Regions from separate parts of the Homo sapiens genome. Here regions 2 and 3 are each linked to region 1. The links are chromatin contacts, found by Hi-C or POLR2A ChIA-PET in ENCODE. All regions are on one chromosome and are shown on one strand. The core of a region is the stretch at or near the end of the contact, and the rest is flanking DNA. Distances in the headings are between cores, read along the strand shown.

Region 1 (3,544 bases), core at 395-2,894:
ACTGGTTACTTATCATGGCTCAGGATGGTCTGGGAAGTAGAGACCATGATCCCCACTTTGCAGGTGAGGAAACAGACTTGGAGGGGCTGAGTGACCGGCCCCGGGTGAGCCCAGCAGGTAAGCAATGGCAGAGGACAGGCCTAGGCCGTCCCACTCCCACACTGCTCTCCCCATACAAGCAGGTCACAGGAGAAGGCTAAGGCAGCGAAACCTCAAGTTGAGTTGTGAAGAGGACACATGAGCAGTGATGCCAGCCCGGGGCCACTTGGCTTGCTCTTCCCAACCCAAGTCCTCCCCTCTCCATAAGTGTCCAGACAAATGGAGGCACTGGGCCTTTTTATCTTCTATAAAGGGGTGAGGCCAGGTGGGGGAAGACAAGTCCAGAATGAAGGGAAGGGGGCTTCGAGGGGCTTGTCCCATCTCCCCAGACCTCTCCCTGGGGAGTTTGATTCCAGCCTAGCCCTTTCTGGGAGGTCTCCACCCCTCCCTGCCGGCCTCTAGTACTGGCCTCCCAGGGGCCAAACGGGGCTCCGAAGGCTGCCCACCCTTGTGAGAATGTGGCCTGGCAAAAGCTCGGGAAAGGCACCCAGGCTGGGCCAGGCCGCTCAGGGCCCCTTGCCCGCCTGGGGCAGCTCAAGGACGGGCAGGGCTGTGTCAGCAGAGCTCCGCGGGGCGCGGAGGAGGGGCCGGACGCCTGTTGGGGGAAGAAGGAGCCGCCACCAGGCGGAGCCCCAAGACAGAGCGGCTTGGGGCGGGGGCGTCAGGACGGCGGCGCTGGGAGGCTCCTCCCGGGCCCTCCTCATCGCAGTCAACACCATCTCCCGGCTGGGTGCTGGCGGGAGGGGGTTCCCAGGGCGCTGGGATTACAGAGGCCGGACACCATGCTCCCTACCCCTGGGGCTCAGAGGGATTAAGCAGGCTCAGACCCTACTCTGCTCCCCTCTCCTGACCCGGCCCCCACCCGCCGGGAAAACGGAAGCTGGCAGCGCGGCCCGGGACAATGGCAGCTTTGTCACCGCGGCTACTGGCGGTGCCAGGGCCGGGGCAGCCCTGGACTTGGGCGCTGGGGCCCTCCTCGGCCTCAGTGCCCCCGGCCCAACGCAGGTAGGGCGGCCGGGGGTGTGGGAAGCGCGTTGCGGGACGCGGCTCACCGTGCGTGTAGATGTTGCCCAGTTCGTTGTGCAGGTAGAAGAGGCTGCGCAGGCAGCCCGAGCCGCTGCTGGCGGGCCGGTACCCGGTCAGCACGAACTTATTGAACTGCAGGTGCGGCGGCGAGCTGGCCCAGTCCAGCAGGCGCGGCCCGGCCAGGAACGCCATGGTCCGCACCGCGCGGGCAGCCCGTGCTCCTGCTGTCCCCGAGCCTCCTCCTCAGTGGGGCCGCAGCGCGGGAAGGCCCATCACTGCCTGGCGCCCGGCGCCCGGCGCCCACCCATCGCCCTGCGCTCGATCGGCGCACGCGCTGGCTAGGGGGTCCCAGCCCGCGCCCCTCCGGCGCTGCGCACGCGCGAGTCCGTCGCCCCCGCGCCGGGGCGGAGGCTGGGGACGCACCGGACGCCTGAGCGCACTGCGGTCGGCTCCGCCAAGGCAGACGCGCCGCAGGGACAGCTCGCGGCGGCGGCGGCGGCGGTGGCCGGTAGTCTCTCTGCAGCCAGGAGGACGGGCGCGGCCGGACGCGGGAGGGGACGCCAGGCTCCGCCCAGGCTCCTAGTTCCCGCCGGCCGGCCAGCGTTTCGCGCGCCGGGCTCCTGACGTCGGCGCAGCGAGAGCCAATGGGCGTGGCCGGCGGGGAGGCTCCGCCCCGAGGCCGCCCAGGCCTCGCCTCCTAGCATAGTGTGCGCGCTCCCAGCCTCATTTGCATGGGGTGGCTGTGGGCTTGCGACCCAACGTTCTGGGTCCTGCGGGCTGCGCTAGAGTGACCCTGGCACCTCGCGTCCCTCAGAACTGTGCATCCGGGCTTTCCGCGTGACACCCAGGTCTCCGTACCTTTGGGCACCCACCCTCGGGGGCATAGTCCTGCCACCTAGCCCTACCCTGCAGACGGGGCTCTGTCCAAGGTGCTGCCGGACGGGTCCGGCCTACATCCGGTACGCCCCCGCTCCAAAGTGATCTTTCCGCAGGCTGGACTCCCGAGTGCAGCAAGGCGCTCCACGGTACCCAGGCCTCTGAAGGCGTGCCTCACGCGCCCGCAGCCGTCGGGAGAGGCCCTATCCTTCGCGCTAGGCTTCTCGGAGCGTGGGCCCGGCCCAACTTGCTCCCAGTTATCGCCCACAAGGAGCACCCTTGCGGGGCCCTACCGAGGATAGACAGGAAACAGATTGGAGGCCAGGGGAGCAAAGTCGACCTCCGCCCCGTCCACCCTGAGCAGGGACCGGGAAGGCACCCCTTATTCAGCATAACGCTGCCCACGATCCTCCTCCCCTTCCACCCCCCGCCTTCTACAGGACTCCACCCACCCACCCATCTGTCTGTGTTCTAGGTCCTTCTCTGCATTCCAGGCAGCTCCACCAAAGTCTGCGTGCAACGCCCTTCATTTGCATGGACACACGCAACCCTCGGCGTTTGTATGGTCATTAACATGCTCCTCCCACCACGGAAGAACTTTCGAGGCCCGTACCAAAGTAGATCCTTTATTCAAAATCTGTGGGGGTTTTTTGACTGTTTTTGCTGACCTGTGACCTCTCACTGAGGACGGCAGTCCAGGACCACCCCCAGAGGGGTTCAAAGACCTCCGAAACCAGAGACCACCCCCACATACAGGTCCATGGAGAGGGCCTGGACCATCTGGACCCCCACGGTCAGGCCAAGTCCCAGATAATAGCACCAGATGTTTCCTGTCCGACTTTTGGTCTCCCCAAGGCGACCAGAGGCCGAGCTGCCCCTACACAGGCGCAAGGCCGAGGCAGGGCGCAGCACAGCATCTCAGGTGTCCATCTCGCCGGCGGCGGGCCCAGCGGACCCTCGGGGCCCAGAGTCAGAGAGCGGAGATGAGCGAGCGCAGGGAGCTCTGGCTGGAGGCACTCAGAGGCCGGTAGCCCGCGGCAGAACCCTCAGCCTGGGGGTCCCCGGGGGAGCAGGGCAAGGCCACCCCTCGGGGCTGTTGGTACCACACAGCCCAGCTTCTCCTGGGGCCCCTGGAAGCCCCCAGCGCCGGGGGCCCTTTTCCCGGAGCCAGCAGACAGCTCCTAGAGAGGGAGCAGACATCAGCCGAGCCGGTCCAATCCCGCTGCAGCGTCCTGCTCTACCTGCGATCCCGCGCGCGATCCTGTGCGTGGACCCAAAGCCTCGCTCCCTTAAGAACCCAGGAGTTCCTTCCTAGCTCTGTTCCCTTCTGGGGCTCCAGCTCCCCACCACCGGTCCGCCCTCAGGCCCTGCCCCAGCGCCCCGCACCGTCGGCGCAGCGGACGCAGCAGCCCCAGGAGCAGCAGCAGCAGCACCGAGACAGCCGTCACCGTCGAGAAGACCCGGGCTGCGGGCACACGGCTGCGGTGAGGATGGGCGCGAGGGGGCGGCTCCCTGACTCACTCCCGTCCCGCGCGCCCGCCTC
Region 2 (3,544 bases), core at 517-3,016, 110 kb before region 1:
GCCATAAACTGGCCCCAAAACTGGCTATAAACAAAATCTGCAGCACTGTGACACGTTCATGATGGCCGTGACGCCCACGCTGGAAGGTTGTGGGTTTACCGGAATGAGGGCAAGGGACACCTGGCCCACCCAGGGCGGAAAACCGCTTAAAGGCGTTCTTAAACCACAAACAATAGCCTGAGTGATCTGTGCCTTAAAGACACACTCCTGCTGCAGATAACTAACCAGACCCACCACTTTACTTCGGCCCATCCCTTCATTTCCCATAAGGGATACTTTTAGTTAATCTATTATCTATAGAAACAATGCTAATGACTGACTTACTATTAATAAATATGTGGGTAAACCTCTGTTGGGGCTCTCAGCTCTGAAGGCTGTCAGACCCCTGATTTCCCACTTCGCACCTCTGAATTTCTGTGTGTGTGTCTTTAATTCCTCTAGCGCCCCTGGTTTAAGATCTCCCTGACCGAGCTGGTCTCAGCAAGCAGAGGGTGCCCCTGCACCAGGAAAGGGGGGCACAGGAAGGCCCTGCAAGTGCAGCTGCAGCCAACAGGAACAGCAGGACACCTTCCAGAGGTGACCCCAGCCGCCTCTGCCCAGCACCCCCCTGCCCCAATCCTCCACGATCCCTTTCTCCAGTCACCCACTCAGCATGGCTGTGCTGGACACTGGGCCACAGGGCTGAAGCGACCCAGAGAACACATAGAGGAAGGGGCCACCTTACACACAGATGGGGACCCTCCTCTGGGAAGGGAGCACTTTTTGCACAGAAGTTTGAGGGGAAGGAGCTGGGTGTGGTGGCTCACTCCTGTAATCCTAGCACTTTGGGAGGCTCAGGTAGGAGTTTCACTTGAGCCCAGGAGCTCAAGACCAGCCTGGGCAACATAAGGAGAACCCCCTTCTCTACAAAAAAATTAAAAAATAGCCAGGAATGGTGGTGCACGCCTGTGGTCCCAGCTACTCAGGTTCCAAGCTGAGGCAGGGAGGCAGGAGGCTTGCTTGAGCTGGGGAGGTCGAGGCTGCAGTGACGCATGACCATGTCACTGAACTCCAGCCTGGACAACAGAACAAGGCCCCGTCTCAAAAAAAGAAAGAAAAGAAAAAGAAACTTGAACTTGAGGGGGCAGTGGGGCAGGGGCAGGAGCCTATAAGGTGCGTGCCATTCTCTGCTGGCAGCCCCAGCCCTGGCAGCGTACCCTCCTCCCAGCTCCAGTCTATGGTCAGCAACCCCCGCCCATCTCCCCCATCTGCTGGGGATGTAGGTCCATGTCCTTGACCCAAGACCTTCCCTCATTCCTGCCCCCATCCCTCCTCAAGCCATATCCCTTACATCCCTTGAGTCCTCCATCCCCCCTCCCCCATCTCCCTGTCCACAGCCTCTGCCCCTCCTCTCCCTACCCTGTACCACCCCCACCCCAGGTCTTCCTCCATCTCCTTGGGAACACAGAGCTCCTCTAGCAGGCACTCTCAGAACACAGCCTGCCGGCCCCAGCGCCAGGCCTGGCTCCCAGCCTGTTCCCACCACAGCAGCCTCTTCCCTCCGGATTCAGCTCAGGCGCCAGGACCGGCAGGACCGAGACGCTTCCCATGTCAGCCCTGGCCAAAGCCCAGCTCCTTATCCATCGGTGAGCTGCCTGCCAGCTCCTGCTCCAGCTGCTGAGAGGCCTGAAGAGACCAAGACAGAGACATAGCCCTGCAGCACCACAGGGAGGCCCCAATTACCCCATGCGGATGAGTTTCATGGCCATCTCTAACTAAGGTCAGCACTGCTCAGGGCAGGTTCATAGGTAACGACCTGGTGAACTGAAAAGCAAATTTCTCTCGGTCCCTAAAACCACTAGCTGAGCATCTAAGCATGAAACATGAGTCCTAAGAGGGGTAGCAAACACGTTTTCATTCACTTCTCACCAAACCTGTCCCCTATGTCCATTTTACAGAGGAGGAAACTGAGGCACAGAGACTTCAAGGTAGATGGCCAGGTACCCTGGCTCTGCCAGCCTGCCGTTCAGCAGGGGCTTCAATGGTCTTGCTCAAATCACATGTGCGCTGATGAATGTCCTTGTTGACTGTAGGTTCTCTTGTTGCTCTGAGTCCTTTTTCTGAGAAACTGAAGTTTGGTGTTTTGATCACGGCCATATCATTCATCTCTCACCTTCTATCCTGCCTTGCATGTCTTTAACCACACTGAGCTTCCGGGCCCTGCACCCCTTCCTGCACCCTTGTCACACCATGCATCTGGGGGAAGTTACACAACCACAGCTGTGCAGACCCAGCCTCACGAGATTCTCAGAGGGCAGTCCACAGGGGCCCCAGCACCTCCTATCATCCTTGCCCCAGGCTTTGGCAGGCAGCTCCTGCACACTCCCCTCAGCCCCATGCCAGGCCCACAGCCCCTCAAGCTTTCATCCAGCCCCGGCCCCCAACTTTCTTTTCTGTCTCTTTTTTTTTTTTTTTTTGAGACGGTGTCTTCCTCTGTCACCCAGGCTGGAGTGCAATGGCGTGATCTCAGCTCACTGCAACCTCTGCCTCCCAGGTTCAAGTGATTCTCCTGCCTCAGCCTCCTGAGTATCTGGGATTACAGGCGCCCCACCAACACACCCAGCTAATTTTTGCATTTTTAGTAGGGACGGGATTTCACCATGTTGGCCAGGCTGGTCTCGAACTCCTGACCTCAGGTGACCCCCCCGCCTCAGCCTCCCAAAATGCTGGGATTACAGGTGTGAGCCACCGCGCCCGGCCCTCAGCCCTAACTTTCAAATGACAATTGTGTTTCCTGTTTCATCAGGACAGGACATCGATGTCATCTGTAACTTCCAGTGCACTGGGACACACAGCTGTATCTCCCCATGCTCGCCTCCTGCCCCTCCCGGTGTGAGGACTTAGCCTGGATCACCTCCTCCAGGACAAGAACGACCTACCGGCATCTATCCATCCAATCTCCCCACCCATCCATCACTGCCTCTGTGCATGCATCCTTCCAACCATTCATACACGCCTCTGTGCATGCATCTGTCTGTCTGTCCCTGCCTCTGTGCCTGCATCTGTCCATCCATCCCTGCCTCTGTGCCAGTATCTGTCCATCTATCCCTGCCTCTGTGTATGCATCTGTCTGTCCATCCATCCCTGCCTCTGTGCCTGCATCTGTCCCTCCGTCCATCCCTGCCTCTGTGCATGCATCCTTCTGTACATCCCTGCCTCTGTGCATTCATCTGTCTGTCCATCCCTGCCTCTGTGCATGCATCTATCCATCCATTCATCCTTGCCTCTGCCCATGCATCCGTCCATACATCCCTGCCTCTGTGCATGCATCTGTCCATCCATCCATCCCTGCCCCTGTGCATCCATCTATCCATTCATCCCTGCCTCTGTGTAGGCACCTGTCCATCCATCCCTACCTGTTTGCACTCATCTGTCTCTCCATTCCTGCCTCTGTGCATGCATCTGTCCATCCATCCATCCCTGCCTCTGTGCATGCATCTGTCCATCTATCCATCCCTCTCTCTGTGCATGCCTCTGTCCATCTATCCATCCCTGCCTCTGTGCA
Region 3 (3,544 bases), core at 695-3,194, 77 kb before region 1:
TAGCATTTTATTTTTTTCTAAACACTCACCGCCATCTGAAATTATCTTTCATATTTATGTTCTTGATCTGTCTCTCTCTCTCTCCCTCGAGAAAGTTAGCTCCATGAGAGCAGGAACCTTACCTACTTTATTTATCACTATACCATTGGAGCTGAAAGGGCGTGGCATCTAAGAGATGCTCAAAGTATATTTGGTTAGAGACTGGGTCTCCATCTGTTGCCCAGGTTGGAGTGCAACGGTGCAATCATAGCTCACTGCAGCCTTGAACTTCTGGGCTTAAGCAATTTTCCCATCTCAGCGTTCTGAGTAGCTGGGACCACAGGCCTATGCCACTACACTCAGCTAAATTTAAAAAAATCCTTAGAGGACTGGGCACGGTGGCTCACACCTGTAATCCCAGGACTTTGGGAGGCCAAGGCCGGCGGGTTACCTGAGGCCAGGAGTTCGAAACCAGCCTGATCAGCATGGAGAAACCCCGTCTCTACTAAAAATACAAAATTAGCCTGGTGTGATGGTGCGTGCCTGTAATCCCAGCTACTCAGGAGGCTGAGGCAGGAGAATCACTTGAACCTGGGAGGCAGAGGTTGCGGTGAGCCGAGATGGTACCATTGCACTCCAGCCTGGGCAAAAAGAGGGATACTCCGTCTCAAAAAAAAAAAAAAAAAATCCTTGGAGAGTGGGGGGGTCTCACTTTGTTGGCCAAGCTGGTCTCAAACTCCTGGCCTGAAGCAATCCTTGAGTCTCCGCCTCCCAAAACCCTGGGATTACCGGCATGAGCCACCAGGTTCTTGATAAATGCTTATGGAAAGATGAACGCCTGAGGCCCTCTGGGTTTGGGGCCTGAGATCAGCATCTTCACAGCTCCGTGTTCCAGGAGCACACTGAGGTCTAAAGGCTGTTGGGCGGTGGACAGGCTGGGTGCAGAGGCAGGGCTGGGGAGGGGTGGGGGCCACCTACCCATGCGGCCGGTCTCCGGCAGCCCCGCGAACCTCTGCATGACTTTGATGGCATCGCGCAACTTCTCAGGGCTCTGCAGCTGGGCCTGGGCAGGGTGGGGTGGCGGCAGGTAACCATAGCGAGTCAGCCAGTCCTAGGGCATCGGAGGGGGCAGGTGAAGCGGGCTGGGTGAAAAGTATGGGCTCTCTCTGCCCACCACCATCCTGGCAGCCCTGCCCCTCCCAGGCACCCAGAGCCCAGGGCCCCAGCCCCGGATGCCTGCCTGCTCCCCTCCATAGGTCCCCGCTTCAGTCCCGGGTTTGCCAGTCTTGTCTGGACTTCAGCTCCGCACCTCAGCTCCTTTCCAGAGCTCCAAATCCCAGCCCCAAACTTCCCGACAGACCCAAGAAGCCGGGAGCACAGACCCCATCCTCAGTCACTCTTTGGATATTGGAATCTGGCCCCTGCCTCCTCCGGACCCAGGAGTCCGGGCCCGGCTTCCCTCTCCCAATCTCTCTGCAGACCCCAGGAGCCTGCGGACCCCGCGCTCACCACGCCCAGGCTCACGTCCTGCGCCGAGGGCTTCGGGGCGCGCGCGGGCGGTGCCAGCAGCAGAAGCAGCAGCGCCAGAAGCCGGAGCCGCAGCCGCATGGTGCGCCCCAGCCCGGGCCGCCGGCGGGGTTCGAAGGGGGCCTGGCTGGGGCCGCCCCGGGGACCTGGGGGAGGAGATCCGGGCCTGGAGAGGGCGGGGGGCACCCGGCACCGAGTAGGGAGGGATCGGCCGGAGGGCTGGGATGTGTGTGGGGGTCCCGGGAAGTGCGCGGTGGAGTCAGCGGAGGGTCCCGGAGGGCCAGGGTCGCGCCGCTGGGTCGGGTGGGCCCGGGAATCCCAGGATGGTTGAGAGGGCGCGGGAGCGGCGGAGGTCTGGATGTGCCGCGGCGGCCTCTCGGGGTCCCGGGGCGCTGCGCCAGCGGCCCCTCCTCTCCGGGCGCGAGCGGAGGGCTGGGTGGGGCGGGCCGGGCCGGGCCGGGCGCACCCCGATATGCGGTAAGGGCGCGGCAAGGGAAATGGCCCAATCTTCGGACGTCCAGCGACAAGGGGCGGGCCAAGAGGTGGCCCCTGCCCGACCCAGAGACCCTCCTCCGACGCAGGACGCCCGGGCGGGGGCCGGGGGTCCACGGCTCTAACTCCCTCGTCCGCAAGTTTCTCTTCCCAGATCCCCGCTCCTGTGGGACTCCCCGGGGCAGGGCTCGCTTCTGCTTTCTCGAAGCCGCGCGGCCTGGGGGAGGGCGGCCCGGGCCTTCGGCTCAGCCAGCCCTCCCCATCCCTGTATCCCGCCCCTCTCCTTCCCCCCAGGACCCCGTGGGGCAGGTTGTCTGAGAGCCGGGGGGATTTCCGGGCAGCAGGAGGCTGGGAAGGAAGCCTCCTTCCCCGCGGGGTCCCGGCCCGCCCTCCGCCCCGCCAGCTCCAGCTGTGCGCGGTTGCAGCTGCCCGAGGGCCAATACTCAGTCCCTCAGCCCACGTGGGCTGCGCGCGGGGCTCGGCCTGGGCACGCGGGGGTTTGGGCCCCTCTAGATGCCGGGAGCAGCGGCTGCTCCGCGACTGCACCCCTCTCCCTAAGTGCCGGACATTTAAATGCTGCAGCCACTGCGCGGAAGCCACAGCGCCTGCCAGTGCCGGGAGCCGGGGACCGGGGAGTGAGTAGGCGGGGGAGATCCGGGAAGCCGAGACCTGGGGGTCTGCGAGCCGCCTCCTCCCGCGCCGAGAGCACCGGGCTAGGAGGCCGGACAGGTGGGGAAGGAACTGGAGGAAGCGGGCGGGAGGCTTCCTGGGGAGGGCGGGTGGGCGAGTGTGAGTTAAACTGCTCAGTCTCGGAGCAGTTCAGGGGCAGCCGCCGGAGCTGCTCACAAAATAAACAGCGAGCAGGATGCGGAGCTGGAGATGCAAAGGCAAACACTGCGATCCCGCGCCCGCTCGCTGGGGCCGCCAGAACAAAACACCAAGGACTGGGAGGCTCAACCAGAAGTTTACGTTCTCACAGTTCTGGAAACTGGAAGGCCAAGATCAAGGTGCCTGAGGGGCTAGTTTCTCCGGATGCCTCCTCCTGGGCAGGCAGATGGGCGTCCTCTTGCTGTTTCCCCACACGGCCGTCCCCCTGCGCTTGCACACCCCAGAAGTATCGTCCTCTTTTGTTTTGTTTTGTTTTGTTTTGTTTTGCTTTTTTTGAGACGGAGTCTCGCTCTGTCGCCCAGGCTGGAGTGCAGTGGCGCGATCTCGGCTCACTGCAAACTCCGCCTCCCTGGTTCACGCCATTCTCCTGCCTCAGCCTCCCGAGTAGCTGGGACTACAGGCGCCCGCCACCACGCCCGGCTAATTTTTTTGTATTTTAGTAGAGACGGGGTTTCACCGTGTTAGCCAGGATGGTCTCCATCTCCTGACCTCGTGATCTGCCGGCCTCGGCCTCCCAAAGTTCTGGGATTACAGGCGTGAGCCACCGCGCCTGGTCATTGACCTCTTGTAAGAAGTCAATCATCGGGGCCACCCTAAAAGCCTCATTTTAAGTTAGTCACTTTTTTATCAGCTCTATCTCTAACTATAATCACATTCT

The links. A loop is a pair of places that touch in the nucleus more often than their neighbours do. ChIA-PET counts read pairs that join two places held with the same protein, here RNA polymerase II (POLR2A). Pooled maps may share reads with other maps.
Region 2: a pooled map shows a loop between it and region 1 (3-fold over the local background). The contact joins the enhancer-like site here to the promoter of PAQR4 in region 1. A Hi-C loop is called at or near these places in 2 of 50 pooled maps.
Region 3: a pooled map shows a loop between it and region 1 (2.7-fold over the local background). The contact joins the promoter of MMP25 here to the promoter of PAQR4 in region 1. A Hi-C loop is called at or near these places in 2 of 50 pooled maps. POLR2A ChIA-PET finds 5 or more read pairs at or near these places in 9 of 52 experiments (B cell, H1, HEK293 and 5 more).

The regions. Positions count from the first base shown.
Region 1 is chr16:2,967,448-2,970,991 of GRCh38, reverse strand. PAQR4 (progestin and adipoQ receptor family member 4) reads right to left here and starts at 1,644. Exons shown (of 3, transcript NM_152341.5): 1 at 1,152-1,644. The coding sequence starts at 1,317. KREMEN2 (kringle containing transmembrane protein 2) reads right to left here. Exons shown (of 9, transcript NM_172229.3): 8 at 3,388-3,466; 9 at 2,612-3,182. The coding sequence ends at 2,972. RefSeq lists silencers at 640-779, 1,050-1,169, 1,200-1,249, 1,260-1,429, 1,460-1,879 and enhancers at 2,140-2,219, 1,673-2,662.
Region 2 is chr16:3,073,778-3,077,321 of GRCh38, reverse strand. It overlaps the pseudogene LOC107984896. Among named protein-coding and RNA genes, the nearest start is that of IL32, 9.9 kb to the right of the region's middle. RefSeq lists silencers at 74-233, 2,621-2,804 and enhancers at 594-643, 1,991-2,040, 2,161-2,250, 2,321-2,440. Within about 2 kb of position 1,766, at least 16 of the 41 ENCODE cell types and tissues checked have a DNase peak (open chromatin) inside an H3K27ac peak, as active enhancers do.
Region 3 is chr16:3,044,961-3,048,504 of GRCh38, reverse strand. MMP25 (matrix metallopeptidase 25) reads right to left here and starts at 1,944. Exons shown (of 10, transcript NM_022468.5): 1 at 1,489-1,944; 2 at 958-1,090. The coding sequence starts at 1,587. RefSeq lists enhancers at 484-1,063, 2,912-2,991 and silencers at 1,942-2,231, 2,272-2,471.